Regions from separate parts of the Homo sapiens genome. Here region 1 is linked to region 2. A link is an interaction called in ENCODE POLR2A ChIA-PET data of the cell type or tissue named here. Cell type or tissue: MCF 10A. All regions are shown on one strand. Each heading gives the region's core, and the rest is flanking DNA. Links, peaks and the distances in the headings are about the cores only.

The links. Peaks named below come from ENCODE experiments on the same cell type or tissue, not always from the same donor. Only the 100,000 strongest peaks of a DNase experiment are listed, where the experiment ranks them.
Region 1: POLR2A ChIA-PET joins it to region 2 with 12 read pairs; 2 of 35 experiments call an interaction of 5 or more read pairs at or near these places.

Annotation. Positions count from the first base shown.
Region 1 is chr20:20,598,753-20,609,118 of GRCh38, forward strand. It overlaps RALGAPA2 (Ral GTPase activating protein catalytic subunit alpha 2), which reads right to left. Exons shown (of 40, transcript NM_020343.4): 15 at 6,423-6,660; 16 at 2,930-3,094. Among named protein-coding and RNA genes, the nearest start is that of RALGAPA2, 110 kb to the right of the region's middle. RefSeq lists enhancers at 4,748-4,827, 5,018-5,197. In MCF 10A, for the core only: no CTCF peak of the experiment used is centred there; a DNase peak (open chromatin) is centred at 4,809.
Region 2 is chr20:20,774,918-20,785,283 of GRCh38, forward strand. No RefSeq gene overlaps it. Among named protein-coding and RNA genes, the nearest start is that of RALGAPA2, 67 kb to the left of the region's middle. In MCF 10A, for the core only: no CTCF peak of the experiment used is centred there; DNase peaks (open chromatin) are centred at 5,394 and 5,724.

The sequences.
Region 1 (10,366 bases), core at 2,877-7,876, 180 kb before region 2:
ACGCTTTTAGTGGCAGGCAAAGCCTCAGAAAGGTGGACACAGTTGCTGATAGACTGGCTTCGCTTAGCTTCCAGGAGAGATAAAGTAATAATTATGTCAGAAGAACAATAGGACCTTTCACTTTATTATTATTACTTTTCTGGGCTCTCTTTAAACATTTAAAGGAGGTCATTTAAACTTTTAAACTTTAAAGGAAGTCAGTACAAAGTATAGTATTTAATTGTAGTCTCTAAATACAGCCAACTTTCAGTCAGTCATTCTCATGACACAGGACAATGGGCAATCCACAAATAATTTTATTTTGAAATGCTTTATATGTTTAGCCTTTCCTTCTTTCTGCTGTGTATCAGATTCACATTCAGGTTATTTGCCTGGACAGACATTATAATCAGTTTTCCTTTCCTAAAGGACAAATACAAAAAGACCATGGTGAGAGAGGGCATATCTGGCCTTCATTCAGAAGTTGGTTTGCTGAGAGCTGACTGTATTCAAAAGCAAATCATTTAGTAAATTAAATATCCAAAAAGCTCAAGAACACATAAAAGTCAAGTTGAACATTAAAAGATTTGATATTTGAGGAAAAGGTAAAATCTCCATGAAACCCATCCTTTTATGTCACATTTCATGCTTATTAAATCCATACATCTTAAGTGTCTACTTTACGGTGTTCTTATGTTTTCTATATACTGCTAGTCAAATAAATATTGGAGGAATTGAATGAACATAGGAGGAAAACGTGCTTCATATATGTAAAACCACAATCTGTAAAATCAGTTTTATTCTAAAACAAAAATATAAAGATTTACTTGCTGCTTTACTATTTTCATATGACATCAGTTAACATTAATGAAATGGAACTACAAATGATAGTAACACATTTGCAAAAACCGGAACAAACTTTTTACCCTACTGCCCTTTCTCCTACCCTTTGCCTATTCGAATTCCCAATAGGCTGGGAGCCTGTAATCCCAACACTTTGGAAGGCCAAGACAGGCAAATCACCTGAGATCAGGAGTTCAAGACCAGCCTGACCGACATGGTGAAACCCCATCTCTACTAAAAATACAAAAATTAGCTGGGCATGGTGGTGCATGCCTGTAATCCCAGCTACTCGGGAGGCTGAGGTGGTAGAATCGCTTGAACCTGGGAGGTAGAGGTTGCAATGAGCCAAGATCACACCACTGCACTTCAGCCTGGGCTTTTTTTTAAGACTCTGTCTCAAAAAAAATAAAAAATAAAAAAAAAATCCAATGATAGAAGAGCTGGGCATGGCAGCTCACTCCTGTAATCCCAGCACTTTGGGAAACAGAGACGGGCAGATCACCTAAGGTAAGGAGTACGAGAACAGTCTGGCCAACATGGCGAAACCCCGTCTCTACTGAAGAAAAAAAAAATTAGCCTGGCATAGTGGTGCGCACCTGTAGTCCCAGCTACTCAGGAGGCTGAGGCAGGAGAATCGCTTGAACCTGGGAGGCAGAGGTTGCAATGAGCTGAGATCGCTCCACTGCGGTTCAGCCTGAACAACAGCATGAGACTCCGACTCAAAAAACAAAACAAAAAAAGAATCCAATGATAAAAGCAAATAGTTTTTAGGAATTGGAATGAGAAAGGAAATCAGTGAATGAGCATCCTCAAAAGTTGCCTGCTAACAAAGAATTGGGTCTCTCCTCAGGGGAGAGAATGACAGAAAGAAAGAAAGAAGCAGAATAGGCTGTGCATGTAAATAAGGTGATAATTTCCAGCAAATGCTACAGCAAAAAAGTATGAGAGAGTTACAGTTAAGGTGGAATATATTTTCATAAAAACTCCAACAGGATTCTAAACCATCTGTATTAAGCCTTTACTAAGCACTATAGAATATGTTAAGCTTTAATGAATCTTTGTTTTATGGCCAGAGGATCTTGCGACTTTCTGAAGTCAACATGTTAAATATCAATTACAATTGTCTTAAACCTAAGTTACAGGCTCAAAGTCACTGGGGAGGAGGTGGCTTTATTTATTCTTATTAAATGCCGTATACAAGCTTCTTTTTAAAGAGTTCACTTTTTGTTTTAAAAGTAAAATGTAGGGCGGGCGCAGTGGCTCACGCCTGTAATCCCAGCATTTTGGGAGGCCGAGGCGGGCAGATCACGAGGTCAGGAATTCGAGACCAGCCTGACCAACATGGTGAAACCCTGTTTCTACTAAAAATACAAAAATTAGCCGGGCGTCGTGGCACGCGCCTGTAATCTCAGCTACTCAGGAGGCTGAGGCAGGAAAATTGCTTGAACCCGGAAGGCAGAGGTTGCAGTGAGCTGAGATCACACCATTGCATTTCAGCCTGGGCGTCAGAGCGAGACTCTGTCTCAAAAAAAAAGAAAAGAGAAGAGAAGAAAAGAAAAGAAAAGAAAAAAAGAGTAAAATGTAGCAAAGTAGTCCAATTAACTGGGGGTTGTTGGTCAAGTTGTTAACTGAAATACGCTGCAAAGATAACATCCACAGGCATGAAAAGGCTCAATTTTCCAAAGGAGCAAAAAATGAAAATGTCTATCCAGTCCTGAAATTCTCCTTTTCTTTGCTGAAACAGGTTGCCACACTCTAAAGATTAATATTGTTTAACACTGACAATAGTGCAACTACTGGTGTATTTATTAACAATCTATTTTCTTCAAGGTTCAAACAAAACCTGTATTTTCTCTATTTCGCACAAATATCTCACTCAATATCAACATCACAAGTTCTTTCTCACAATGGAGGATTTAGAAATAAGTAACTGAAAACTGTGATTTGAAAAGTAACCAGAGCATAAAGCTAAAAAGATGTAGAGACATTTCATTTAATATAAGGTCTAATATTTAAATTTTGAGTAGAATTTTTAACACACTTTATGCCTATAAATTTATTTTAGATAACAATTAGATTTTTGAGAAGCATTTAAATAAATGTTTACCAGTTGCTTTTTGGCGAACAATATTTCTTGCCTTTTCCACTCCCGGTGCTCCAGACGTGGTGGCACTCCTAAATCGCATCGGTTCGGTCACATCTGGGTGGCTCCGCCAGCTGAGAGAAAAGGACCTCCCCACGGTGGTTCCTTTCTGAGGATCTAGAACACAGCCTGATAAAGGAAAAGAAAAATAATCTAAAGGCTGAATTCATTATTATTCATTTCACGCTTGTGTTGCTCAGCAAATGGTGTACCTACAACTATATATAATCAGCAGGTTTCCTTGTCACAAATTAAGTACCACTTCCTTACACTGCAATTTAGGAAGTTGCTCATATGTCACTAATTTAAGAATTCTTGTTGCCAAAATATTTTCAAGAATCTAAAACAGTCTTATGGATATTATTATATCTTCATAGTACTCATTCCAATATACAAAAGAAAGTATTAATAAACCTTTCTCAATACAAGAACAATATCAAATGAAGTTATACTACTGTTCCCAGGACACTCCAAAAACCACTACTTATAAACCAAAAACTCAGAGATCCTGATGTTAGAATAGTACTGCATCCTGTAGACACCAACCCCTCCACAAATCCCCAGAGCAATCCATGCCTATAAACTCTAATGTGGATTCAGTCAAATGGGCAGGATAATGAAAATCTACAAATAATACAAAATCCTATTTTAGCAAAGGTCCAAAACAATAAAACATTGTAGTCTGAGATTCAACTTTTATTTTTCCTCATATTGTTCTGGTTAATTATTTCAATGAGAGGCTATGGACCAAAAGAAATAGAGGAGGAAAGAGAATGGCAGACTTACAGATTTCTGCACAGGTATGATGTGGCCAGTGGCTGCCACCTGTGGCATGTTTCCACACCCAGTTTCCTCTGCCTGTGCTTTTTGTTTCTAGTAGTCTAGCCCTTAGAAGGCAAGTGTTTCTATAATAAATATTTAAATCCTTTTTAGAATAAAGCAACATAAATCAGAAATATTAGTCATGGTCACTAATTAAATAATGTGTTCGGTACATTTTGAAAACAGTGTTTTCGAAGTTGTTTGCCTTCCTAAGATAAGTCTGTCTCTTTAGATGAATCTGTGGGTAGGAAGAGAATCTTGCAGAATGGCAGGCGTGTGTGTGTGTGTGTGTGTGTGTGTGTGTGTAGTGTATGCACACATGTGCACTCGTGCATGGATTACAACAATTGAAGGTAGGTCCTTATCTCCTATTTCAGCTCTCCTCCTCTGGCCTGAAAGGTATCCTTAGCCAGGTAAGTTCTCTTCTGGGCTGAGAACGACTGTCTTAGGGAGGCAAGTTCCTAGTTGGAAGTATCTGGGTCCTCTCAGGCCCCGGGTTTACACAAAGGTCCTCAGAGCTGTCAGAGAGGACTAGATGGACGCCAAGGGCCCAGACTCTTGGCTCCCTGCCCCTACTTCAATCCTAAATCTCCAGTCTATTTCTTTAGAAAGGAGTTGTGTATACCTTCAACCGGGAAGAAAAACGGATCTGTTAAAAATGTTAGAAAATCATTGCATTAGACAGTCTAAATCTACATTGGGATTAAACTGTTCCACTGGATTGCCATGTACTTCAACTACTTTATTTTGGCTTCTTACTAACTTGCTTTTATTAATTAGTGCTTTGGCAAGCCATTCTCAGATTTCAATGAAGATATAAGAATCCACCACATTTATTATACGTGTATATGGTTTACTAACCACTGTAACTGGTTCACACCTCCCTGTATCCACATCCTCTGTTGTTCTCTCCTGTAATGACATTAGGCTTCATCACGTGACTTACTTGGTAGCAAAACTGAACAAGCAGAGACTTGAAATGCACTTGAAAATTTGAGCTTACCCTCTTACTGCCCCTGAAACTCTAAGCCACTTGGTGAACAAGCCTGAGCTAGCCTCTGGCTGCTGAAACACGTGGCCCAGTCACACCTCATTGCCCCTGCTGACAGCCAGTCAACCCGTAAAAGTAGAGCTGCCTAGCTGACTATTTCACAGCGTGGTTGACTGCAAACACAGAAGCAAAGACCAGCAGAAGAACTGACTGGCTGAGTCCAACCCAAATTGCCAACTCATCAAATCAAGATAAATAAGTGGTTGTTATTTTAAGCCATAAGTTTTGGGGTGATTTGTCACATGGCAAAAGCACACTGATACTGTCTATAAGGCAGCTGGTATTATTAAAGGGTAGTCTACACAATAAGCAGTGTGTACCCTTTAAGAAGCTTTGAAGGAAAAATTCCTCCCAAGTCTCAGGAGGACCTAATAAAAGCTAAGCATCACCTAAGTGATTGAATTGTTTTTACCCTATGTGCTCTGTGATTCTCTATTTGATGTAACCCTGCAAAGACCAAAATCAAATCCAATGTTTGACTTTTCCATCTCCCCAGCAAGCCCACGAGGCTCTATGGCATGTATTTTGGCATTTTAATCACAATGGCAGTTCCCTGCAACCTCACTCATTTTGACCCTATTTTGTATTTGATCTACTGTACTATATGCCTTTCTATGAGCTGCCTCAAATCTTTACAGAGTAAGGTGTAGTACAAGTGAATTAATCCAAGGACCATGCCACATCCTTAAGCACAGTAATTAAGGGGATGCCAAATTGTCATTCCTAATAGAAACTACCACTGATGTTTTCTACCTTGAAAACATAACTTTCATTTGAGGTTCTCAGTCCCAAAACAACTTTTACCCAGAAATACAACAAAGCCAAAATAGCTCCCATCTGAAGCATTCAGAATTTCTCCACGTTTCCTAGAGAGGCTGTAGAATGCATCTTAATAGTGTGACATCTTGAGTTGTATTTATCCAGCTTTGATTTCTAAACACTTCTTAACTATGTGGCCTTGGATGAGTCAATCACTGTAAGGCAACCTTGTCCAACCCGTGACCCATGGGCCACATGAAGCCAAGAATGGCTTTGAGTGTAGACCAACACAAATTCGTAAACTTTCTTAAAACATTATGAGATTTTTTTTTTTTTTGCAATTTCTTTTTTTGTTTTAGCTCATCAGCTATCGTTAGTTTTACTGTATTTTATGTGTGACCTAAGACAATTCTTCCAATGTGGCCTGGGGAAGCCAAAGGATTGGACATCCCTGCAAAGTCTCTGTACTTCAGTTTCTTTGTCTGTGATATGGGGATAATACAAGTATCTACAGTTCACTAGGTTATTATGAAGGTAAAAAGAGATAATATGTACAATGTAATAGCCATTATTATTACTGTTAGTTATCACTACTATTACTACTACCTTCCTTGCATCTTCCTTCTTGCATAGCTTCCTCAGAAATTCACCATCTCATTAAGGGAACAGAATGATATGAGACACAAATTAATGCCACTATTAAGAAGACACTGTGTAGTTGGTTCAGTTCATTATAAAATTTCGCGCATTAATTGCTTAGTCATACAAATACACACTCGTCCCCAGTCCTAGACATCTGGTGTTAACCTGGAAGAGTGGAAATACCTTTGCCTCGTTGCTTCTTTTCCTTTTGTTCACTTAATTTATCCAGAGGTAGGTTTGTCATCTCAACTCCATAAACGGTTCTTGCAAGCACTGCTGTCAAGGAGTCCATAATGTTGGCCCACTCGTTTATAAGTTCCTCCCATTCCGTGAGGGAGGACAGCACACCAAGAAAGTCATCCCAGAGCTCTCGAGAAATGTACACACAGAGGTTTGCTCGGATCCAAGCTACCATGAGCGTCTAAAACCAACCAACCAACAAGAGAATTCACACATCTTCATTTGGAAAAAGCATACTTTTAAACAAAATGTTTTAAATTACTATTAATAACACAAATTTTAAAATAAAAAGTACTTTTGGAAGTTGTTTTTCTTTTAATTCTCAAAATTCATTTGACCAACTATAATCAAAATTTAAGCTATTGGGGAGTTAGTTATCATTATGAACAAAGTTACTGATTCAATATTGTTCTAGTGTCTGCAGCTGGCCCTGGCTATAATCAGAGAAAAGACAAAGCCCTCCGCACAGTGACAACTCTGCTTCCTGAGACTGCTCTTTTCCTACCATCCACAGTGGCTACTTCAAACCTCCTACAGGAAAACCGCCAGCCCACCAAATCCTCCCTGACTTTGAGCAGATGGATTCACTGCAGACTTCACAAGAAACAGAACCCATTCAATGAGACTCCCCTCAACCTCTGCCCATGGACTCACATTCTTGCCCATATTCACCCAGCTCCACCTCCACCTGTGGGCTGAACTCCAAGAGGGGCCCCGCTCTGCTACCCTGTTGCCCCCTTACACTCTGGACCCCTTCCTCGGAGTCTTCATGCCTCTCTTAACCACCCCTCTCCTTTAATCTCCAGCCAACCCCACTTCCCCAGCTCTTTCTCTTCAGCATTTAAATATACTCCAAACTCTTCCTCATCTTAAAAGAAAAAATTCCCTTGAACCCAGATTCCCCCGTCTAGCTACAGCCCTTTTCCTTCCATTTTCACAGCCAAACTTCTTGAACGAATGTTCCACACCCGCTCCATCTCCACTTCCTCATCCCCCAGGCAACAGACTGCTCTGGTTCTCCCCTTTCTGAGGCCACTTCCACCTTCTGCCTGAGTTTTGGCTCCATTCCCATGGCTCCAGTTATCCTCTGTGTGCTGCTGACTTCTGAATCTCCATGTCCAGCTTAGACCTCTCTACTGGTTTCCTGATCTATCTACCTAGGTACTAGACAGTGCTACTTACACAACCCTCAGGCACCTATCAAAGAGCATAATAGTAAAAGGTATTCAATTTCTTCCACTGACTTTCTCTCAGTGCCTTCACCTGCTCGCTCCTGCATCTGGCCTTTGCACATACTCTTCCTTCCCTCTCTTTCCTCCTTTTTGTTTCTGTATAACTCCCCCTCATTTCTCAGGTCAAAATTTGTGCATCACTTCCTCCAAGAAGGTATCCTTGACTATCTCCCCACCACCACCTCCCAGCCTCCAGGAAGTGTCCTCCAGGTCCCTGCATTTTCCCCCCATCAATGCACCTATCACACCTTTCCTTCACAGTCTATTCACTTATCAGTGTCTGCCCCCAGTCTTATAGTCCACAGCACTACAACTGGTCACCTGGACAGCCCTATGAGACAATTATGCCTATATGCTGGATATTTCCTTCCCATAAAATTGCCCCATTCCTTACCTCTGCCAAAATATTCACCATCCTTTAAAATTCAAATCCAAATATATCTTCCCTGAAAGAAGTGCCTCTACATAGCCAAGTCCATCTCAAATGAGCCACAAATGCTTTCCTAAGCCTTGTGAAAAGGAATCCTTATACCCAAAGTCTATGTAAGTCCCATAGCCTGGTGTCAAAGAGAAATGCACTTGTTAAGATACCAGCTTGCATGTGCATTGGCCCAACCCAGATGCAAATAGGCTCCCACTCTTGTCAGGAATTCTTCTTTGCGTAGGTGAGTTCACTTCTTAATTTTTTTCCCCAAATTATATATAGATTTTTTAATGGAATTTACTCTTTAACATAGATACAGGAAAACTCTGATAAACAGAAATCAGTCTATAAAATCAGACAGGCCTATTCTGACCACCTGGAAAATCTTATTTAAAGTGGTCCTTCTGTAATACGCCTGTTCTCTGTTTCAATTTGTGTTTACCACTTTTTAAGAACATAAAAATGTTAAAGTAGGACTAAAGTAGTTAATTATATAAAAAACAAGATATTAACCACTTATATTTAAAGTCTGATTCTAACATGTATGAACTTGGTAAAACTAAAAATATGAAAGAAAATAAAATAATTTTATCTTTATTAAATATTTTATTATGACTAAAATGCCATCTCCTATTAATTTTTATACCCCTGCTTTCAAGATGAATTTGAGGCCATTGCCATAACGTACCTATAGACAATAAAATTAATAAATATTAGATCAATAAATATAATCTGAGCCAAGTAAGAGAAGAAAGTAGAGACTGATAATGTTATTAGGACTCAGACTCACATTTGGATATAGCGCCAGCTTCATGGATAAAAGCAGATGTCTTGGTGTAATGAGATGCTCTATACTGGGGATCTTATAATGGCTTCACTTTATTGACTAATTATGAAACAAGCGCAGAATGACTTCTTGCAGCTTATAAAATCAACTTAGCAAATATTACAAACATGTATGCAGACCTGTTGAATTATCATCATAATTCACAACTGACAACACGTGCACAGAGCAAAATGGTAAAATGGTAAAATACAGTTGGGTGGTGAGTGGTGGCACCTGTGGACATGAAGGCAGGGTGTCCTTTTAATCAATTACCATTTTCTAAAAGGAAGAGGGAAACAAACAGCCTGGACTACCCTGGTTTGTGACCTAGGAAAGTCACTTGGCCTTTCTGTAGTCACATTTCTCATTAAAAATAAGAAGTGCATAAGAGCTTCTCCAAGGTTCCTTCAGTACTGAAATTTGATGTTTTATCAGATACATTTTGGCACACAAGATGTATTTTAAAAACACCTTAACTAATAAATCACTCCTGTTCTTATGAACATTTGCTAACCAACCACTTCCTACTTCACTCTACCAACACACTAAGGGGACTGCGTAACTTTAAAGTAATGGCTCATATTACAAAGAGCAGGACCACAGTTTCCTGATATACCATCAGAGCTTCAAGCATAAGGTCATATTTAGCACTGATAATAAATTAAAACATCACTTAAGGCAATAAGGCAGTCACCATTATTTGGTAAATATTTAAAACTAAGTCAAATTCAGTCATCACTTAAAGAAAATTTGGTGGCCCAGGTTATCTACTGACAGAAAAAAAAACAAACACTAGAAGAACTAGAAAAAGATAAAAAGGGTAATAAAAACTTAAAAATGTCCCGTCCCTTTTAACAGTCTCCTTGTTCTCAATTTTTCAAAAAAAAATCAAGTGTCTAGCCATTTTAGACAGTCCACATGATCAAATGAATACTAATTAGATAGCATGTTTTAACGGCAGCGTGGGACCAAGATGATGCCCAATAGAGAGCCTGGCTGGTAAGTCCAGACCCTTAGTATTCTTGCCTCTTGCATCTCACGTAAGAACGTGGGAGGTCAACAGATGATCACAAATCCCAATGGGCCCACTCTGATTCTCATGACAACCCTGCAGGGTAAGAAGAAGTCCTTTCCTGATTGTGACAGATTAGGGAAGACACTCAGAAAGCTAAAGTCATGTGCTCAAGGCCACATAGCCAGAGAGTAGCAGAGCTGAGATCAGAAACACAATCTGCCTAATGCCAAAAAGCTCATCCTCTCTTCACTATTTTTTATGGTAGGTTTTTTTGTTTGTTTTTTGAGACAGGGTCTTGCTCTTTTGACCAGGCTGCAGCACAGTGATGCAATCATAGCTTGCTTACAGCCTCAACCTCCCGGGTTCAAGCAATCTTCCCACCTCAGCTCC
Region 2 (10,366 bases), core at 2,784-7,783:
GATTACAGCCCACCCTCATCTTAATGATCTCATCTTAACCTCTGTGAGGACCCTATTTCAAGTAAGTGCACATTCTGAGGTACCGGGGATTAGGATTTTAACACATCCTAGCTTAAAAAGCATCTGGAAAAGGAACCTATCTTATATATCTTTAATACAAACTGTATTAGCATAATTGCTTTTAATTTTCTTTTTTAAATAACTCCCAGCCTGGGCAGCATGGTGAAACTCTGTCTCTACAAAAAATACAAAAAATTAGCTGGGCATGGTTGTGTGTGCCTGTGGTCCCAGCTACTTGAGAGGATGAGGTGGAGGATCACCTGAGCCTGGGGAGGTCGAGGCTGCAGTGAACCGTGATCGCACCACTGCACTCCAGCCTGAGCGACAGAGTGAGACCCCATCTCAAAAAAACAAAACAAAACAAAAACAAAAATAAACTCCAATTGAGCTAAAAAACACAATTGAATTATCTTTCAACAAATTTCACTTCAATTGGAATGGTCAATAAACACACATGCCAGAACCACACAATCTTGATTACTGTTTTTTTCCTTTTTTTGGGACAGAGTTTCACTCTTGTTGCCCAGGCTGGAGCGCAATGGCACAACCTCGGCTCACTGCAAACTCTGCCTCCCAGGTTCAAGCCATTCTCCTGCCTCAGCCTCCTGAGTGGCTGGGATTACAGGTGCCTGACACCACACCTGGCTTTTTTTTTCTTTTTTTTTTTTTTTTTGTATTTTTGGTAGAGATAGGGTTTCACCATGTTGGCCAGGCTGATCTGAACCTCTTGATCTCAGGTGATCCACCTGCCTCGGCTTCCCAAAGTGCTGGGATTACAGGTGTGAGCCACCACGTCTGGCCTGATTACTGTCATTTTGTAGTAAATTTTGAAACCGGGAAGTGTGTGTCCTCCAGCTTTCTTTTTTATTTTTTCATTGTTTTGGCTATTTTGGGACCTTTGCATTTTCATATGAAATTTAGGATCAGCTTACTCATTTCTATAAAAAAGCCAGCTGGAATTTTGATAGGGAAAGCATAAAATTTGTAAACCAGTTTGAAGAGTATTACCATCTTAACAATATGAAGGTTTTCAATCCAAACATTTTTTAAACAATGTTTTATAGTTTTTAGTGTATAAGTTCTACACTTTTTTGTTAAATTTATTATGAAATATTTTATCCTTATTGGTATTATTGTAAATGGAACTGTTTTCTTAATTACACTTTTGGACTGTTCATTATTAGCATATAGAAATATGCTAATTCTATAATGAGCTTGGTTTTTCTATAATGAGCTTCTATCCTACAATTTTGCTGAACTTGTTTATTAGTTCTAGTAGTTTTTGGGTTTATTTGTGGATTCCTTAGGTGTCTCAATTGTCAAAATCATGTCATCTACACATAGAAATAGTTTTATTCTTCCTTTCCAATATGAATGGCTTTTATTTCTTTTTCTTGACTAATTACTATGGCTAAAATCTCCACTATACTGTTGAATAGAGGTGACAAGTGCAGGTATCCTTGATTTTTTCTGAAGTTAGGAGGAAAGCTTTTAGTGTTTTACCTTTAAGCATGATGTTAGCTGTTGATTTTTTATAGACACCTTTTGTCCAGTTGAGGAAATTCCCAGGATGTATTTTTTTTTTTTTTCGAGATGGAGTTTCACTCTTGTCTCCCAGGCTGGAGTGCAATGGTGCAATCTCAGCTCATTGCAACCTCTACCTCCCAGGTTCAAGCAATTCTCCTGCTTCAGCCTCCTGAGTAGCTGGGATTACAGGTGCCCACCGACACGCCCTGCTAATGTTTGTATTTTTAGCAGAGACGGGGTTTCGCGGTGTTGGCCACACTGGTCTCGAAGTTCTGACCTCAGGTGATCCACCCACTTCGGCCTCCCAAAGTGCTGGGATTACAGGCCAGTGCCGCTGCGCCCAGCCCCCAGGATGTATTTTTAATTTGTTTGCAAAATACACTTTATAGGTAACTGACATATCATTTGGTGTCTGGAAGCTAGCTTCCTATATATGGAAAGTCAGACATGCACTGCAGAGCCCAAGGACTGTAATCCTTGAATTCTTTCAGGAACTCCTGAACTACAATAAACCACTCTTAACTTAGAGGAAACGAAGTATTCTTTAGGGTTGTCTGGCAGATCCTGGGGAAAAGGGGCTGGAGGCTATGACCCCTGAGGGTTCTTACCACATCAGGATAGATAGACAAGTCCATATTCCTGCAGTAAGCTCTGAAGAGAATGTCAACGGTTATTTTTGTCCAGTGGAACTCACAGTTATAGATGGGCTTCATTTATGAGTTTATCATGAAAGCATTTGGTTCTAAGTGTGGAAAAATCTCTTTAGCAGCCAAAAAAGAACAGGAATTTTGTCTAACATTTAGATGCATTCAAATAAAGACTTTGGAATTAAATAAGAAGCATGATCTTCATATCTTAAATGAAATCCCAACTAAGCATAAGCATGTGCTGAGAGTTTGTTCACTCATTTTGCCATCACAGAGAAGACCAGCTGTAACATGCCACCCTTGAGTAACCACATAAAAGAATTCAAGATGTCAAGAGGACACTATTCATGGACAGTATTTATGAAATCTGTGTTAATTGGTACTGGTAGTGGGCAAGATAATTCTAGGTGTCAAACTTCAAGAGTAAACTGAACAAAACCAGGGGCTCAATGCTGGGTTGTTCAGCTGAGCAACTGTTCAAAAACTTCCTTGGGATGGTGGGCCTCTTCCCACTCACCGCTTACTGACACTTGGCCATTGGTAGGTCGCAAGTAGTCTTGCTTTTCAATTAGCTGAGTTTTTGTTACTATTTCAGTTCTTTTCAGGGTGCCTCAATATAGCTTCCAGGAACAGAACAAAACCTTGAGTTTAAATACAGTGTATACGACTTAACTTATTTGTGTAAGGAAACATGGAGCAAACAGTGCACACTGACAATTAATTAGTAGGTTCCATTGCAATGCATTGCTCTGCCCATGGTCTGAGATGGTAAACTCAGTAATTTACTGTACATTGCTAAAAACACCAAAGACATTGATTTGTCTCCACATCTGAGAGTCAAATATGGTTAGTTCCAGAGACATAGACTCTACCTGCCCAAATGGCTGCACCAGTTTCCATTCCTACTACCACATTACAATATTTATCATGTTGAGTCTTGTTCAGTATTGTTCAGTGGAGTCTTAGGCTTAATTACATTTGGAGGTCTTCTGATATGAAGTATACAATTGATTGTCTGAGGCTGGAAAACTTTTTATGTATTTAATTCTGTAAGAAATAAAATTTGCCAGGTGTGGTGGCTCATGCCTGCAATCCCAGTGCTTTGGGAGGCCAAGGTGGGAGGATCACTTGAGGCCCAGAGTTCAAGACCAGCCTGGGCAACACAGCAAGACCTCCTGAGTGGCTGGGACTACAGGCACATACCACCATGCCTGGCCAAAAAAAAAAAAAATTAGCCAGGCATGGTGGTGTGTGCCTGTAGTCCCAGCTACTCAGGAGATTAAGGTGGGATTGCTGGAACCCAGAGGGTTGAGGCTGCAGTAAGCTATGATGATGCCACTACATTCCAGTCTGGGCAACAGAGCAAGACACTATCTCTTAAAAAAAATAATAAAAGTAAAAAGTAAATAAAAAGAAACAAAATTTGCCCAATAGAAAATATTTATGATGACGATTCCTTCCCAGCTTATCAATTTTTTTCTCAAATAAATTTTTGACCCAGAATGGCTATAATAAAAAAAGATATAAAAACCAGTGTTAGCAAGGAGGAGAAACAGTAGAAATGCTTATATACAAATGGTGGAAGTAAATGTTACTACAGTCATTTTAGAAAATTATTTGTTAGAAAACTAAACATCTGAGCCAAGCATTTTTGGCAGAATTCTGAACATGTACTCATCTATGGAAATGTACTAAAATGTTCACAGCAGCACAGTTCATATTAACCTCTGCCTGGGGCTCAGCACACAATACCCTGAAGTATGGCCCCTTGGCGTGCTGAGTACTCTGAACTGAAGGAGACTGGAGGGGCCTCAGAAGCAAAGCCTCTGACCTCCTCCTGCCCTTGTTCTCCTCTCCCTTTCCTCCCGCAAGCCATGTCATAGAAACCAGGATTCCTCTTTTCCTGAAGTGGGTCATAGAAACTAGAACTCCTTTCCCCCAAGGCAAGCCACAAAAGCTAGAAAGGACACTCTCTGATACGCCTCCTCTGAAGGTAGGCCATAAGACCCTCTTCCAAGAGGGATCCTGCTTGGATCTAGGAGGAAGAAATGCTGTATACACAGAGGCCAATAATATGAACAAACATTTTAAAAATCTTAAATAACTGTAAAAAATTAAAAGATAAAAAATAAATGATAAATCTAAGAAAAAAATTAAAGGCCAGTTGCATTGTAATCCCAGCACTTCGGGAGGCCAAGGTGAGAAGATTGCTTGAGGCCAAGAGTTGGAGACAAGCCTGGCCAACATGGTAAAACCCCCGTCTCTACTAAAAATACAAAAATTAGCCGGGTGTGGTGGTGCACTCCTGTAATTCCAGCTTCTTGGGAGGCTGAGGCACAAGAATCACTTGAACCCTGGAGGTAGAGGTTGCAGTGAGCCTAGATCGCGCCACTGTACTCCAGCCTGGGTGACAGAGCAAGACTGTCTCAAAAAAAAAAAAAAAAAAAAGAAAGAAAGAAAGAAAGAAAAGGAAAGGAAAAAAACGGAAAGAACCTGAACAAGTAAAGGGTCTTTGCTGGGTTCTCCCACTCCATCCCTTTTATTATCATTGGACTTTTTGTCCAATCACGCTTCTCCACAACTATCCACTTCTTTATTCGGACTTAGCATACAAAACAGGGCAAAATGAAACAGTTTTCCCTGGGGTTTGGGTCTTCACTTCTGAAGTCTCCCATATCATGTAAAACTTGGATAAACATATGTGTTATACTTTTTCTCTTGCTGGCCTGTCTTTTGGTAGAAGAGTGTCAGCCACAACCCTTGTGATGAGTGAGGAAAAGGCATTACCTTGTCATCCCCTGCACCCCAAACTGGGAAGGATCCAAATACTCAGCAAGAGTAGAATGCATAAATAAATTATGGTGCTGTCATAGAGTAGAATACTGTGTTATACAGCAATAAAGCTGTTCCTCTATAATTGGTGCACATTTCTGTATTATGCTGTAGCTCAATAAGAGGTTTATTAAAAAGGAATATCTGATCAATATTTGTTTCTGTTTTCAAAACATTAAAAAAATTCTCTGTGTCTTTAAACTCTATTTTTTTTTAATTAATAGCAATGTAATTGGTCCATCTATCCTTGCTCAACTCAGCATGTACCAAACCCAGCAAGAGTGAAGCCAGGGCTTGGCATGGTCTGGGCGTGTCCCTTCTAGATGCTAGCAGGATTCCTTCCAGGTTATGTTGCAAGCAACATTGCCTCATTAAATACTTGTACTGATGGGGATATCAAAGCTTGCACTCCAAAATGGAAACCGAGCTACAATTGCAATCGAATTTTGAGAAAATGTAGTTTTTGAACACAGTGGGGATGAACAAGAGGGGCTCAGACCAGAGGGTATTTTCTTATACTCCCTGAAAAGGAGGTGTCAGATCACCACTATAGCAATCATCACCATAATTAGCTGAGACTTCCTCTTTAGTGGTTGCTCAACACCTTCATTTGACTCTGCTGCTCACTCTAGCTGCCTGGGAGTTGGTGCCGGCATTTCGCAACACAGCCGGTCCTTGCCTACCAACCGCACTGTCTGCCAAGCCAAGAAGGTGGAGAAACTGCAGGTTCATGTTACAGGCTGAGCCAGGGGAGGTTTCTGAGCCCTCTCTAGCACTTGGCCTAAGCCTCCAGACTTCTCTGTCATACCCCAATGGTGCCAAATATCCAGAAACTAGCTTCCTAAAGTGGCTTTAACAAAAATCAACTTTATTGAGGTTTCATTTAATGCAATAAACAGCATCCATGTTGTAATGGGTATGATTTCGTGAGTTTTGGGAAGATAAACATAAATCCATGGCCATAATCAAAATCATGGACGCAATCGAATCACAAAGCATGTCTTTCCTCCCTAAAATTTTCTCAAACCCCACTGCAAACCCCCACCTCATCATCACTGTAGACTAGTTCACATTTTCTAGAATAAACTGGCTTTTGGATAAATGAGGGTGGGGATGTGCCAACCTAAGCATGTTTCACATATGCACACACATGTGTATAGACGTACTTCTTTCTTGGAAGGGAGTCCCTTCCTGCAGCTCATGCCAAGGCAGACAGCCCTAGGTGGCTTCAGAGCATATCCTGTGACCTCCTGGACATAGGGTTGCAACAGGATGGGGCACCTGACCCAGCACCTTGCAAGGAGGGTTGACCGGAGTGCTCTGCAGGGGCAGAAGTTCTGAGTCAGCTCAAGTGGGGACACAGAGATATTCAGGGGCTAGGATGGTGGGTGGTGGCGGTAACTGCGGAGCAACAGGGGCAAAAGTGGCTGAGCCCTGAAACGGAGTTCTCGCTGTGCTGGAGGCTGGAGCTGGAGATCAAGGTGTTGTCGGCGGGGTTGGCTTCTCGTTGGGCAGGGTGGCTTCCTCTCAGGCCTCTCTCATTGGCTTGCAGGTGGCCATCTGCTCCATGTGTCTGCACACGCTTTTCCTCCTGCAAGTGCCTGTGTCCTCATCTCCTCTTCTCCTAAGGACACCAGTCACATTGGAGTAGGAACTGCCCGTGTGACCTCGTTTTACCTTTATTACCTGTTTAAAGGCCTTAACTCCTAAGAAGGTCACATTCTGAGTTTCTGGGGGCTAGCATATCAAAATATGAATTTGTGGGGCACACGATTCAGTCCAGCATCCATAAAGGTGGCGGATGGGTGAACTCCTCCTGTTGTGGGCTGGGGGTTCAATGTCTCCTCAATGGAACTGAGCCCCTGGGATCAGGAACTGCTCTTGGTCCCAGACAGGAGTCCTGAATTTCAGTCCCTGTGAGGCCTCCCTCAGCACAACTGTCTGTGAGTTCCTAATTTTCCTGTTGCTTTTGTTCCTCATCTTTTCTTGGCATAAACCCCTGTTACCTGAGGATGACCCAACTGAGTAGCTGTTCCCAGGAGGTAAAATTATAAAGCCCGTTGGATTATAGCATCTATGGCCTAATTACAAATAGAAAGCAGGGAGAAGGGGTGAGAAGTGAATTCTTGGCCTAGTGGGAGAGGAAAGAAGTGGCTAACCCCTTTCCTTTTACTAGTCATAAAAACCTTTTTTGTTGTTGTTCTGGCAATCAAGGTAACAATAAAATAAGACAATTATTACCAAGAGGTATTCCCTATGCCCATTTAAATCGGTGCTCATAAACTTGTCTTGGGCATACAGGCCAGAAGTGCCTCATGTGTTTTTTGATAAAACGTCCTCCCGAGGGCAGGCAGAAATAGCAGAGCACAGGCTCCGCTCTGTGGGGTCATGGGTTTCAGAGCAGCTGATAGGGGAATTTGCTAGGCTCCGCACTTTCCTAATATAACCTGCCAAGTTTTCTCAGCAAAGTAGGCTTCTGGCCCAAAGGAATGAGATAAAGGCAAGTTCTTAAAGAAAAAGGATTCAAAAACCATAGCATCCAACGATGAAACAGGAAAGTGTTTCTACCGTGTGGAGGAGGTAGAAGTTCACATGGCAGGATGTACTTTTTATTTATGCCTCGTAAGTCAAACAGAACACAAAAAAGATTTGGGAAAGTGTTATTGCCAAAGAGCGACATTTTTATGAGGAAAGAAAGTTCAAGGGTTAACTCTTTTCCAGTTAGTTTATGCAGAGGCTGCAAACACATGGTCTTGAGGGCCAGAGCTCACCCACAGACAGGTTTTGTTAGCTTGTCCTGCAATATATTTAAAAATGTGTATAGATCTGAATAAGTTACCAAACTTTAAAAATTAGATTTTTTGCAAGTATCTACATTTCTGATTTTCCTTCAGCAACGGGAAGACCTGGCAATGCTGGGTTCCATGAGGCACTAACCCCAGTGAGCTGAGCAGTGGCCACACCCTCCCAGCATACCTGATCCCCACCCCACCCTACCCCTTCCTGTGACTGGGCTGAATATAAGTTGCCAATTATCAACCCACTTGCTATGTTATTTTACTTACAGGGAAGAGGGAAATAAAGTTTACACCCACATGCCCCCACCAAGAGGGAAAATGATACAGAAACCCATGTGTTTCAAGAAAAATAGGCAAATGCATGTTTCTTTTAGAAGCAAAGGCCATCATGCCTGCTTAATATGACATATATTGCTCTGTCCAGTTTGTACCCAGGCATTACCTGGCTGCATCCTAAAGACAGCTGTATTTGTATTCCCAGAGCCTTAAGTCCAGTACTTTACTAACCATGTCAAGCCGTTGTTGAAGACATACACAGCTAAGCCATCTGGACAAGAGTAAGAAGATTATAGGCTTAAAAGCTACCTATGGTCCCTCCCCATACCCTTCAGTCTCCATGCACTATGATCCTCCACTTATAGACTGGGCTCCACGTGAGACCATCCTCAGTTTTTAGCCTCTGATTTCTCATCCTCTGCAAAGCTGAGCTCACGTGTTTGTCAGGAAAAAGCATTTGTCAGAAACCTCGTGTAGGCAACGGGGTCTTCTTGCAGGACAGGGTGTTTTGTCATTTCCTGCGTCTGTGGGATCAGCAGATTGGACAGAACTGTTGTTCTGGAACATTCATATCAAAGTCTCTGAAGGGAATTGAAGTGTTAAGATTGTCAACATTAGTTACCATGCAGCATCAGCCTGGGGCTTCGTTCATTCTGGAGCTGGGCTGCAACTGCCTGCTTATTCTTATTACATCCAATTCCAGCTAAGAATATGATGACCACCTCGGCAGCTAAAAGACTAGGTTATATCAGTATCCAAGACTTTCTTGATAAAAGTTAGAAAACCATTAGCATTTTTTGAACATGAAATGGTCCAGGGATTTAAGCTTGAGATAATAATTTGCAAAGGAATGCTTTTATCCCCGGGGAGCTGTTTGGGGAGTTATGGGTGGGCTTTTTTTTTAAACTTCATGTTTTTTCATGTTTGAAAGAGCCAGTGGCTCTCCATCACTAAGAGAGAATACAGAACAGTCATCAGGATTCCTGACAAGATTGTGAATGGCAGGAGTTGGTGCATAGGGGTAGGGACCACCCAAGGGGACCCTGGAGAGAAGGGGGATGGAGCAGCTTCATAGTTCTTATGGGGCCAGAAGGGATCCAGGGGCACAGATTGCTTTTGTACAGATGGAATCATTGGCTATCAGGCCAATAAGAGAGAAAATACAATAACAGCAAAGCACCAAACCAGTGCACAATGTTGGTTAAGTATGGACTGAACTGTAAGTGTGTGTATGTTTGTGTGTGTGTGTGTGTGTGTATGTGCATGTGATGCGGGGGGGTCCTGGAAATCATCAGAATCGGATGGGCTAATCCTGTCAATCTTTCTAAGGAAGATGAGCTTATTTATTTAACTTTCTATTGTGGAAAATCTGAAAAATTTGAAAAATTTGTAAAAGCCAACAGAAAAGTGTACAGGACCCCATGTCCCCATCTGCTCATCATCAGCCCCAACAACCATCAACCCATGGCCAGTTCTGCTCCATCCAAACCCACTCCCATATTATTTTGATGTAAATCTTAAACATTATATCATGTCGTTCACAAATGTTTTGGTATATTGCTCTAAAATAGCACTATTTTATTATTTTATTTTATTTTATTTTATTATTTTATTTTATTTTATTTTATTTTTTGAGACAGAGTCTTGCTCTGTTGCCCAGGCTGGAGTGCAGTGGCATGACCTCAGCTCACTGCAGCCTCCACCTCCTGGGTTCAAGCGATTCTTGTGTGTCAGTCTCCTGAGTAGCTGGGATTACAGGCGCCCGCCACCATACCCAGCTAATTTTTGCATTTTTAGTAGAGATGGGGTTTCTCCATATTGGCCAGGCTGGTCTCAAACTCCTGGCCTCAAGTGATCTGCCCACCTCAGCCTCCCAAAATGTTGGGATTATGAGCGTCAGCCACAGCACCTGGCCAGCACTGTTTTAAATATAGCCACACTATCATATTATTAGACTGAAAAAATTAACAGTAATTTCTTAATATTGTCATTTATGTTTCCAATTGTCTTATAAACAACATAATTTTTTTCAGTTTGTTTGAATCCCAGTAAGATCCACACTATGATGAGGTTGCTGTGTCAGGTGTTGCTTAAGTCTCTTTTAATCTATAGTTTTCCCCGCATCTCTTTTTATTTTCTTCTGCTATATCTGTTGAAGAAACTGGAGTTCATTTTTCAATTACATTTTGAAGTAGAAGAACAGATAGATGAATAAATAAAAGGTTT